2 separate regions of the Homo sapiens genome follow, and region 2 is linked to region 1. A link is an interaction called in ENCODE POLR2A ChIA-PET data of the cell type or tissue named here. Cell type or tissue: PC-9. All regions are shown on one strand. Links, peaks and the distances in the headings refer to the core of each region. The heading gives the core; the rest is flanking DNA.

Region 1 (5,391 bases), core at 339-5,338:
AATATAGTTATAGTTCCTGCCTTTTACAAGGCTTAGTATCTAACAAGGAAGTCAGATAATTAAACAAATAACAACGTAAGCGTACATACATTTTGTGATAGATAATTATGTAGTTTATCATTCAAACTGGGACCTGAAGATGAAGGGGGAACTCTCAATAATTATGCTGGGCCAAGAGGTTTACACCGAGATCACCCTGGGCAAAAGGAGATGTTTCTGACCTTAGGGTTAAGAGATCCAGAGATGGTTACAGGACTGTGTATAAGGATCGCTTAATCCAGTCTGTATGTGATGATGGTGGGAGAAAGATTTTTAGGAGGAAATTACGTTGTTACTCATAGGACTGCCTCTTCAGGTGGGTTCTCTCCTGCGGCTCTCTAATGACTGCCTGTACGTCTGGAAGCCAAATGCTTCATATTTGTAAGACCAGCTGGGAGAAAGGAGTCTGCTACCCCAACAGCTCAACCCGAGTCTTAGATTTGAGTCTCATTGGCCTGATGGACTCATGTGCCCATCTCTGAACCAATCACTGTGGACTGGGGAATGGAATCTGGAGACTGGCCTATCCCTGTGACAGGTGAATTCAGGGTAGTGTTAGGGAGGGGAATGGGTTAATAATAAAGCAGTTGGCAGATACTACTTAGCCCAGGACCTGGTGGCTAGTCTGGTTCTCTCCTTTCTAATCGGAGGCCTCTACCGCAAACATGCTCTGCCGGATCATCAGTCAGGCCACTACGCATCCAAGCTTGATCCCCCTCTTCGTATTTATTGGAACTGGAGATACTGGAGTGGCACTGTATCTTTTGCACCTGGCATTGATCAATCCAGTTGTTAGTTGGGACAGAAAGAATAACCCAGAACCCTGGAACAAACTGGGTCCCAATGATCAATACAAGTTCTACTCAGTGAATGGATTACAGCGAACTGAAGAAAGAAGGTCCAGATTTCCAAATGAAATGTTTCGCTATAAAGCTGCTTTAGAATGAAGGTTTTCCAGCAGCCATCCGCACAATTTTCCACTTAATATATTTGTCCTCTAAATGCATGAAATAATGTTGATGCAATCTACTGTAGATTATACTGATTAATAAATAACTGAAACTTGAAAAAAATAATAACGCAGTTCTTTTTTTTCTTTTTTACTTTTTTGAAACGGAATCTTGCTCTGTCGCCCAGGCTGGAGTGCAGTAGTGCCATCTTGGCTCACTGCAACCTCCACCTCCCGGGTTCAAGCGATTCTCCTGCCTCAACCTCATAACTAGCTGGGACTACAGGGACATGCCACCATGCCTGGCTGATTTTTTTGTATTTTTAGTAGAGACGGGGTTTCACCGTGTTAGCCAGTATAGTCTCGATCTCCTGACCTTGTGATCCGCCCGCCTTGGCCTCCCGAAGTGCTGGGATAAAGCAGTTCTTATATAGCACTTATGTGCTGGGCATTGTTCTACGAGTTTAATGTGTTGCATTTTTAATTCCCCTAAAAACGCTTTGAGCTAGAAATTATTAATGTCCTCATTTTACAGCTAACGGGACTGAGGCACAGGGAGGTTAAGGAACTTTCCTGATGTCCCACATCTAGTAAGTGATTAAGCCAGAATTCCAACACAGGCAACTAGCTCTTAGCCATTACACTCTACCACCCGGACATCCTGTACAGCAGGAACTCGGTCTGACTGAATTGAAGAGTGTGAAGGCGAATGGTGAGAAACACTGCTCTCCAGTAATGGTTGGTTTTCCTTCCTACATCAGAAAAAAAAATTATATCATGTTTAAAAACACTAATAGCTGCTTTGTTGATAAATAATTTACATACCATACAATCCACCTGTTTAAAGTTTACGATTTAGTGGTTTTTAATTACAGAACCCATGACTAATCTTTTTTGTTGTTGTTGTTACAGAGTTGGGAAATCATCACCCCAATCAATTTTAGGACATTTTCATCCTCCTTAAAAGAAACCATTAACAGTCACTCTCATTTTCCCCACCCCTTCCAGCCCTAGGCAACCATGAATCTAATTTCTTTCTCTGAAGATTTGCCTATTCTAAATATTTCATATAAGTGAAGTCATACAATATATGGTCTTTTGTGATTGGCTTCTTTTTCAAGTCTTACTCATGTTGTAGCATGTATCGGTATTTCATTCCTTTTTATGGCCTAATAATATGGCATTGTATGGATATATCACATTTTATTTATCCACTCATCAATTGTTGGATATTTAGGTTGTTTCTAGTGTGTGGCTATTATGAATACTACTACTATAAACATTCATTTATAAATTGCTTATATTTTCATTTATCTTAGGATATACCTAGGAATAGAATTGCTGAGTCATATGGTAACTCAGAGGAACTATCAAATCATTTTCCATAGTGGCTGCATCATTTTAAATTGCCACCAGCTATGTATGAGAGTCCCAATTTCTCCACATCCTTTTTGAATACTTGTTATCTGTTTTTTTAAAAAAAATGTATATTATTAGCAACCTAGTAGGTGTGGTATTGTATTTTATCATGGTTTTGATTTGCATTTTCCTGATGACTAATGATGTTGAGCATAATTTAATGTGCTTATTGTTCATTTGTGTATCTAGTTTGGAGAACTGTCTGTTCCGATATTTTGCTCATTTTTAATTGGGTTGTCTTTTCATTACTGAGTTGAAATAGTTCTCTAACTATTCTAGATATACATGCCTCATCAGATATGCAATTTGCAAATATTTTCTCCCATTCTGTGGGCTGTTTTTAAACTTTCTACATGATATCCTTTTCAGTACAAAAGTTTTTAATTTTGACAATTTTCAATTTTTCATTTTTTTTTCTTTTTTTAATTGTGCTTTTGGTTTCATATCTAAGCAATCATTGCTAAATTCAAAGTCACAAAGATTTGTAGTTATGTTTCCTTCAAAAGTTTTACAGTTAGCTCTTACGTTTAGCTTTTAGATTCATTTTAAGCTAATTTTTGTATATGGTGTGAGTTAGTGGTCCAACTTCCTTTTGCACATGGATATCCAGTTGTCCCAACACCATTTATTAAAAAAATTACTCTTTCTCCATTGAAATATCTTGGCACTCTTGCTGAAAATCAGTTGATCTAATACCCAATGGTTTATTTTTGGACTTTCAATTCTGTTTTATTAATCTACATATCTTTCCTATGCCAGTACCGTATTTTCTTGATTACTGTAGCTTTGTAGTAAATTTTGAAATCAGGAAGTGTGAGCCCTCCTACTTTGTCTTTTTCAACATTGTTTTAGATATTCTGGATTAATTAAATTTTCATTGGAATTTTGGGATCAGCTTGTCAATTTCTGTGAAGAAGCTAGCTGTGACATTGATAGGGATTGTGATAAATCTATACATCAATTTGAGAAGTATTGTCATCTTAACAATATTGTATCTTCCAGTCCATGAACATGGGATATCTTTCTGTTTACTTGGATATTCTTTAATTTATTTAAATAATGTTTTTTAGCTTTCAGAGTATAAGGTTTGCATTTCTTTTCTTAATTGTACTCGTAAGTATTTTTCAATGCTATTACAAATGGAATTGTTTTCCTAATTTTATTTTTGGAATGTTTATTATAAGCATATAGAAATTCAATTGACTTTTGTATAATGATCTTGTATTTTGCAACTTGCCAAACTCATTCATATGTTCTAATACTGTTTTTAATGGATTCCTTAGGATTTTCAATATATGTGATCTTGTCATCTGCAAATAGAGATAGCTATACTTTTTCCTTTCCAATATGGTGCCTTTTATTTTATTATATTGCATAACTGCTCTGACTAGAGCTGCTAGTGCTAGTTTTCTTTTCTGTGATGTCTTCGTTTGGTTTTGTTATCAGAATAATACTGGCCTCATTGAATCAGTTGGGAAGGTTTCCCCTTGCTTCTTTGTTTTGGAAGAGTTTATAAGGAATACTATTAATTATCACTTTTTTTTTTACTTATTTTTTTGAGACAGAGTTTTGCTCTGTCACCCAGGGTGGAGTGTGGTGGTGCGATCCTGGCTCATTGCAACCTCTGCCTCCTGGGTTCAAGTGATTCTCCTGTCTCAGCTTCCTGAGCTGCTGGGATTACAGCATTGAATCCCAGGCTGGTCTTGAACTCCTGACCTCAAGTGATCTGCCCACCTTGGCCTCCCAAAATGCTGGGATTACAGGCATGAGCCACCACACCTGGCCTAATTCTAACTTAAATCCTTGGTAGAGTTCACGAGTAAAGCCATCTGGGCCTAGTAATTCAATTTCTTTACTTGTTATAGGTCTATTCAAATTTATATTTCTTCTTGGGTCAGTTTTGGTAGTTTGTGTCTTTGTGGAAATTCTTATATTTCATCTAAAGTATTCAATTTGTTGACAGGCAGTTGTTCATAATATTCCCCTATAATTTTATTTATTTCAGTAGAACTGTCCCTGCTTCATTTTTAATTTTAGTAATTTGAGTTTTCTCTTTTTTGCTTGGTCAGTCTAACTAAATATTTGCCAGTTTTCTTATTCTTTTCAAAGATCCAGTTTTTGATTCTGTTGATTTTATTCATTATTTTTCCTAGCCTCTATTCAGTAGTTTATTCCCTAATCCTTATTGTTTTCTTCCTTTGCTTGCTTTTTGTTTAGTTGCTCTTCTTTTTCTAGTGCCTTAAGGAGTCATGTTAATGACTTGAGATATTTCTTATTTTTTAACATAAGCGTTTTCAGTTCTCAAATTTCCTCTAAGCACTGCTTTAGCTACATCCCATAAGCTTTGGGATGTTGTGTCTTTATTTTTACTTATCTGAGAATATTTTCTAATTTCACTTCTGATTTCTTCTTTGACTCATTGGTTATTTAGTATTGTGTTGTTTAATTTTCACGTATTTGTAAATTTTTCAAATTTTTTTGTTATCAATTTCTAATTTTACTACATTTTGGTTGGCAAACATACTTTGCATGATTTCAATTCTTTTAAATTTATTCAGGCTGTTTTATGACTTAGCATACAGTCTGTTAATGAAAATACCAAACTCTGTAAATATTTTAAAGAAATTTATTCTGAGCTAATATGAATGACTGCAGCCTGGGGAAACACAGTCTTAAAAAGTCCTGAGAAAACGCACCCAAGGTAGTCAGATTACAGTTGGTTTCATACATTTCAGGGAGGTAGGATGTGTTAGTCTGTTTTCACACTGCTATAAAGAAATACCTGAGACTGGGTAATTTATAAAGAAAAGAAGTTTAATTGACTCAGTTCCACATGGCCGAGGAGGCCTCAGGAAACTTACAATCATGGCAAAAAGGAAGCAGGCACACCTTACATGGCTGCAGGTGCGAGAGAGCAAGAGTGAGCAAAGGGGGAAGAGCCCCTTATAAAACCATGAGATCTCATGAGAACTCACTATCATGAA
Region 2 (5,391 bases), core at 189-5,188, 250 kb after region 1:
GTCTGTTTGTTTTTAAGACAGAGTCTTGCTCTGTCGCCCAGGCTGGAGTGCGATGATGCGATCTCGGCTCACTGCAAGCTCCACCACCCGGGTTCACGCCGTTCTCCTGCCTCAGCCTCCCGAGTAGCTGGGACTACAGGTGCCCACCACCACGCCCGACTAATTTTTTTGTGTTTTGTAGTAGAGATGGGGTTTCACCTTGTTAGCTAAGATGGTCTCGATCTCCTGACCTTGTGATCTGCCCACCTTGGCCTCCCAAAGTGCTGGGATTACAGGCATGAGCCACTGCGCCCAGCCCCCAGTGGTGTCATTGTTTTAATCTGACATTCTGTGTCATTTTTACCCCTTGTTTCATAATCATTCAAGTTGACTGTAAGTGACTCCAAGGTGGCAATGATCACACTCGGCCAATTCTAGTAATATAGGTAGAACCACAGTCAGATGGCAGTTCTGACTCCTTCCACACTCCCTCATCTCCCTTTCTTAGCCATCATAGATGTTTGAGAAGGCAGCAGAGATTCTCCATAAAGAAGGAACAGATGAAGGTGGAAAAACAAGGTTTTGCTTTGATAATATATATCAGTGGCAGCTACATTCTACAGAATAAAGACCAAAGAAGAAAATGTAAAATTTTTCTATGTACACTCCTGATCATTTCACTTTTAGAAAATTTGGAAGCATTTGGTTAAAATGTAGTCATTTTTGTTGTGTATCTCGTAAGCACAACCTGGGTATCACATGGTAGGAAAATTGGGCTCCTGGCAGGGGAAGGGCCTCTTTACTTCTTGTGCCTATGCAAGGACCCTGAGACCCATTTCTCCTTGGAACCAGAAGGGCCCTGAGAGCTCACCCTAGCCAACCTATTTAACTCCACAGGTAAGGAAGCTGAAGGCCCTGGAGGAGAAGCTTGCCGGAGATCATAAATGTGTAACACAATGAAGACTGCAATTTGGACTCACAACTCCTACTCCAGTGCTTTTCTCACCACATCATATTGCCTCTTGATCTGTGATGTTCTGGTCTGGATGGCTCTGTTTCTGGAGGTGTTTGTTGTCAAATTACTAGCACACTGTTCTCATTGTTCTACATATATATATAAAATATCTCAATTATATATATTATAAATAATATTAATATATATACACTACTCTTTACATTTTCTAAATATTAGAATATATACAGTATAATATATGTATTTATAATAACAACAATATAATTATATTGTGTATATGTGGTATTAAACATAGAGTCCCGCTATTTTGCCAGTCTCTGCCCATGTCAGGGGCAGCCAGTCTGTACAGTGTCCTCTCTGGCTACTCATTAACTCTCCATCACTCACTCCCACCAACCCCTTGTGCAGGATGATCACACAGTGTTTCTCTGGTAGCCCTAAGAAAACCATGCATGGCTCTATCTCGTCAAGGTCTTTCCTTGACTACAGTGCTTTGCATCTGTTATCCTGTTTGCCTGTTTCTTCAGTTTCTAAGGATAATTTAGTCCCTAACTAATTGCCTGCACTTAAACCCCTTGAACACAGTGTGTTTCCCTGGTGTTTCTCTATTTCCCTGGTCTTCTGAGCAGTGCTTTGTCCTGAGACTCTTTCTTCCAATATAGACTGTCCTGTGACCCTACTGTGATACGAGAATCCAAAGGGAGGCAATTTTTAATCAACCAGTACAGCACACGGGAGGAAGCCAAGGATTTCTGGCTGAAGATACTTCTTTACGGTCTTTAATTCTGAATACATTTTTCAAGCAAAAATGGAAAACGATACACCTTAGTTTTAGGTTTTCATACTTGCTAATTTTATTTCTTCTTTTTTTCATTTGTAACATTATCCCAGTTCCTCCCAACCCTATGGCCCTAACCCAACAATTACCCTCTGGATTCTCTATCCTTTGGTTTCAGCCAATAACCAAGTACAGGAAAGGCAGCTGAGAACTGAACATAAAATCATTAGATTGCTACAACACACAGTCACTGCCAGATATAAATACCTTAATGAATTCATGGTTCATTGCTTAAAAATTCAGCTAGCTTCAATCTTGTGTTTGACATATACATTATTTCCTCTTAGTCATGCCAAAAGCTGAATTTGGCTTTAATTCAAGCTATGCTTGAATTATACTGAAACATTAGAATCTTGAAGCTACCTTCCCGAAGATCTAAATGTGGGCATGGATTTGGGGCAGACTTACTTCAATGAGTCCTGGTATGGGAGTCAATCTAAATTTCTCATGAAAACCATGCAGACATTTGTTCGGGTCATTTATCAGGAAGCGAATCTTTGGCATAAAAAAGATATTCTGAGAATAAGAAATTCAAATGGCTAATAATAATATATCTCACCCTAAAGCTCTCCAGTAAGACTTTCGTACTTTCCCACTGATGAAATATGTCAATGTTCAGGCGTGTGCTCGGAGCTAGCAGGCTGAGCAGAGAATAAGTGCCACTTGCTGGGATACCCTCAGTTTAGGCCATTTGCTTTGCTCTTCATAGCCTATCTGTAAAAGGCTATGGATTATACCCCACTGATTTGAAGTTAAGTCTATGGACTGTCTACCCTAAAAAGTCTAAGTTTTAATACAAGGAGAGATATTTAGTACAGTAAAAACGCAATGCAAAATGAACCTGATTCACCTATGAAAATCCATTCCTTTGGATATTTTTCTTAACTTAACATTATGCAATCCTAGTTATATTTGCCTACAAATTACCAAGTAACCATAGAGGTGATGTCTTATGGTGATCGAGAGAGTGCCCTCTATAGGCCGAGCCCCTGGAGCAAGTCCTGCCACTTATTTGCTTATCTAACTTCTCTGTGTTTCAGTTTTCTCATCTGTAAAATGGAGATAATACCTTCTTTTTTGTGGGTGTGAGGATTGATGAAGTGAATACATGAATAGTGTTTAGAACATGGTATTAGAGCAGGTACCATGGCTTACCTGGTACACAGTAAGCACTATACATACACAAACTTAACTGATATAATTAATCTACTGGATAGTCTACATCTGAGCTTTAATGAACCATCTTAGTATCTTATTATTTTCTTATGCATTAATGTGAAATTATATATAGACTACAAATTATCTTCACATGGGCTGAAATTAATTACAGATTTTTTTTTTTTTTGAGATGGAGTCTCACTCTGTTGCCCAGGCTGGAGTGCAGTGGCATGATCTCAGCTCACTGCAACCTCCACCTCCCAGGGTTCAAGCAATTCTCCTGCCTCAGCCTCCCTAGTAGCTAGGATTACAGGCACCTGCCACCATGCCTAATTTTTGTATTTTTAGTAGAGACGAGGTTTCACCATGTTGGTCACACTGGTCTCGAATTCCTGACCTCATTTGATCCACCCGTCATGGCGTCCCAAAGTGCTGGGATTACAGGGGTGAGCCACCATGCCCGGCCAATTTATACATTAAAATAATATATCATGCTAATATTCTACATCTGGCCTTCCCAATGATATACAACATATTTTTGAAGTTGCAAAAACTATGTGGGGTGGCATTATTGGGGTTCTAGCAGTTACAGAGTTGGGTAGAGGAAGGTAGAGTCAAGGGAAATAAAAGCAATCAAAGACAATATTTGTCAGTAGCTACCAACAATCTCCAGGGGTCTATTTGTACAGTCACCTCCCACTGCACCTCCATGGGTTCTAGGGTACAGCAGGCTTCTCAAATAGGGCTTCATGAAGCCAGTCACTGCAAAGGAAGTTCCATGGGGAGACGGGGGCTAACAATATTGAATAAAATACCAACATTTTGGAAAATACATTTAGGAATGGCCTTGATTCATAAAATTAGAGAAACCACATACTGCATATTTATTATTTTTAAGTCTATCCCAGAGGGGAATCAAATCAAAGAGGACTTGTTTTTATTAAATAAAATCCTAGAATTTGCTGCTAATCAAGGCCTATAAAAACAGTCACAGGATTGGAGGTTCAACTTAAACAACTTCTTTTTCTGTTTTTGCATTTGCTTTACCAAGCACTTGCATTTCGAACCTCTCAAACAGATCAAATCAAAAAGAGGATTTTAAAAATTAGCTCTCCTTCTTCACACTTTTTACAGAAAGCACAGTTATAATTACTTTTCCAAAGTGGATTTGGTGCTGAATATACTGAGGGTATAAGGACCATATTGCTGAAATTTTTATAAACAGAATGTTAAGTAGATACTGTGTAGTAATCAATTAAAAGCTAAATTTCAGGTGGAAAGAAGGTAATTGGCCTCTTCAAAATATTAAATCATTTCAATGACTGTTTAAATTAAAGATCTGGGCTGTGAATTCAGAAAGCCAAATATCTGCATATTTAACATCATGTGGATTTAACACTTTAAAGTTAACACGCATTTCATTTTTCATTTAGAAGTATATCATCCTCTATGCAACACCCTCCTCAGATGCCTAACCAGTGTTCTATTCTTCTTCTTGGAGTTAGCTAATTACTAGACTTTGAGCATTGGAATATTTCTGTGCTACAATCTTTTCATCCATAAAACAGTTATCTCTGCTCCCTATTTTATATGATAAATAGTAAACGTTACACATTGCTTTGAACTGTTCAAATGGAAACGATTTCCTAAATACATGATTGTTATCATAGAACATCAGAACAAAGAGGCACAATCAGTCAAGGTCCTGTTGGTGTTTGTAGACCATTCATCCAACTTCACCTTTGTGCTCTGGTTTTTTCTCTACATGCGTCCTCTGTATCCATGGGGGACTGGTTCTAGGATCCCCATGGATACCAAAATCCACAGGTGCTCAATTTCCTTATATAAAATGGCAAAGTATTTGCATGTAACCTACACACATCTTCTCATATACTTTAAATAATCTCTAGATTACTTATAATACCTAATAGGATATAAATGCTATGTAAACCATTGTTATACTGTATTGTTTAGGGAATAATGACAAAGAAAAAAGTCTATACATGTTCAGTACAGATACAACCATCCCTTCTTTTCCTGAATATTTTCAGTCCAAGATTGGTTGAATCCATAGACATAGAACCTGCATACACGAAGGGCAGACTCTGTATTATTTCTAAACATTCTGGGACAAAAAATTATTGTTCTTTATATTTACATTTATATTTATATATTTCTTTTCTAAGGATGCTAGAATATGATACTGGAAGGATGTGGGTGGGCAAGCTTGGAGGAGTTCAGACCAGGTTAAATAATTCTGCATTTAAAAGGAAGAGATCAAGAACTATGGTAAAAAGCTAAAAAGATTTACAAAGCCATGACTGGCAAGGGACAAAGAGGAGAAAGAAGATTTTGGAAAAACATGGGCAGTTTGGGAACAAAATACAGAGGAGAATGAAATATAAGCACCTCCTATTATTTTCCATACAAATATTGAGTGAAA

Evidence for each region. Peaks named below come from ENCODE experiments on the same cell type or tissue, not always from the same donor. Only the 100,000 strongest peaks of a DNase experiment are listed, where the experiment ranks them.
Region 2: POLR2A ChIA-PET joins it to region 1 with 8 read pairs; 2 of 35 experiments call an interaction of 5 or more read pairs at or near these places.

What each region holds. Positions count from the first base shown.
Region 1 is chr2:215,800,295-215,805,685 of GRCh38, reverse strand. All of the region lies in intron 1 of LINC00607 (long intergenic non-protein coding RNA 607), which reads left to right. It also overlaps the pseudogene COXFA4P5. Among named protein-coding and RNA genes, the nearest start is that of LINC00607, 41 kb to the left of the region's middle. In PC-9, for the core only: no CTCF peak of the experiment used is centred there; no DNase peak of the experiment used is centred there.
Region 2 is chr2:215,551,545-215,556,935 of GRCh38, reverse strand. All of the region lies in intron 1 of LOC102724861 (a long non-coding RNA gene), which reads right to left. Among named protein-coding and RNA genes, the nearest start is that of FN1, 120 kb to the right of the region's middle. In PC-9, for the core only: a CTCF peak has its summit at 2,787 (motif pointing left); a DNase peak (open chromatin) is centred at 2,095.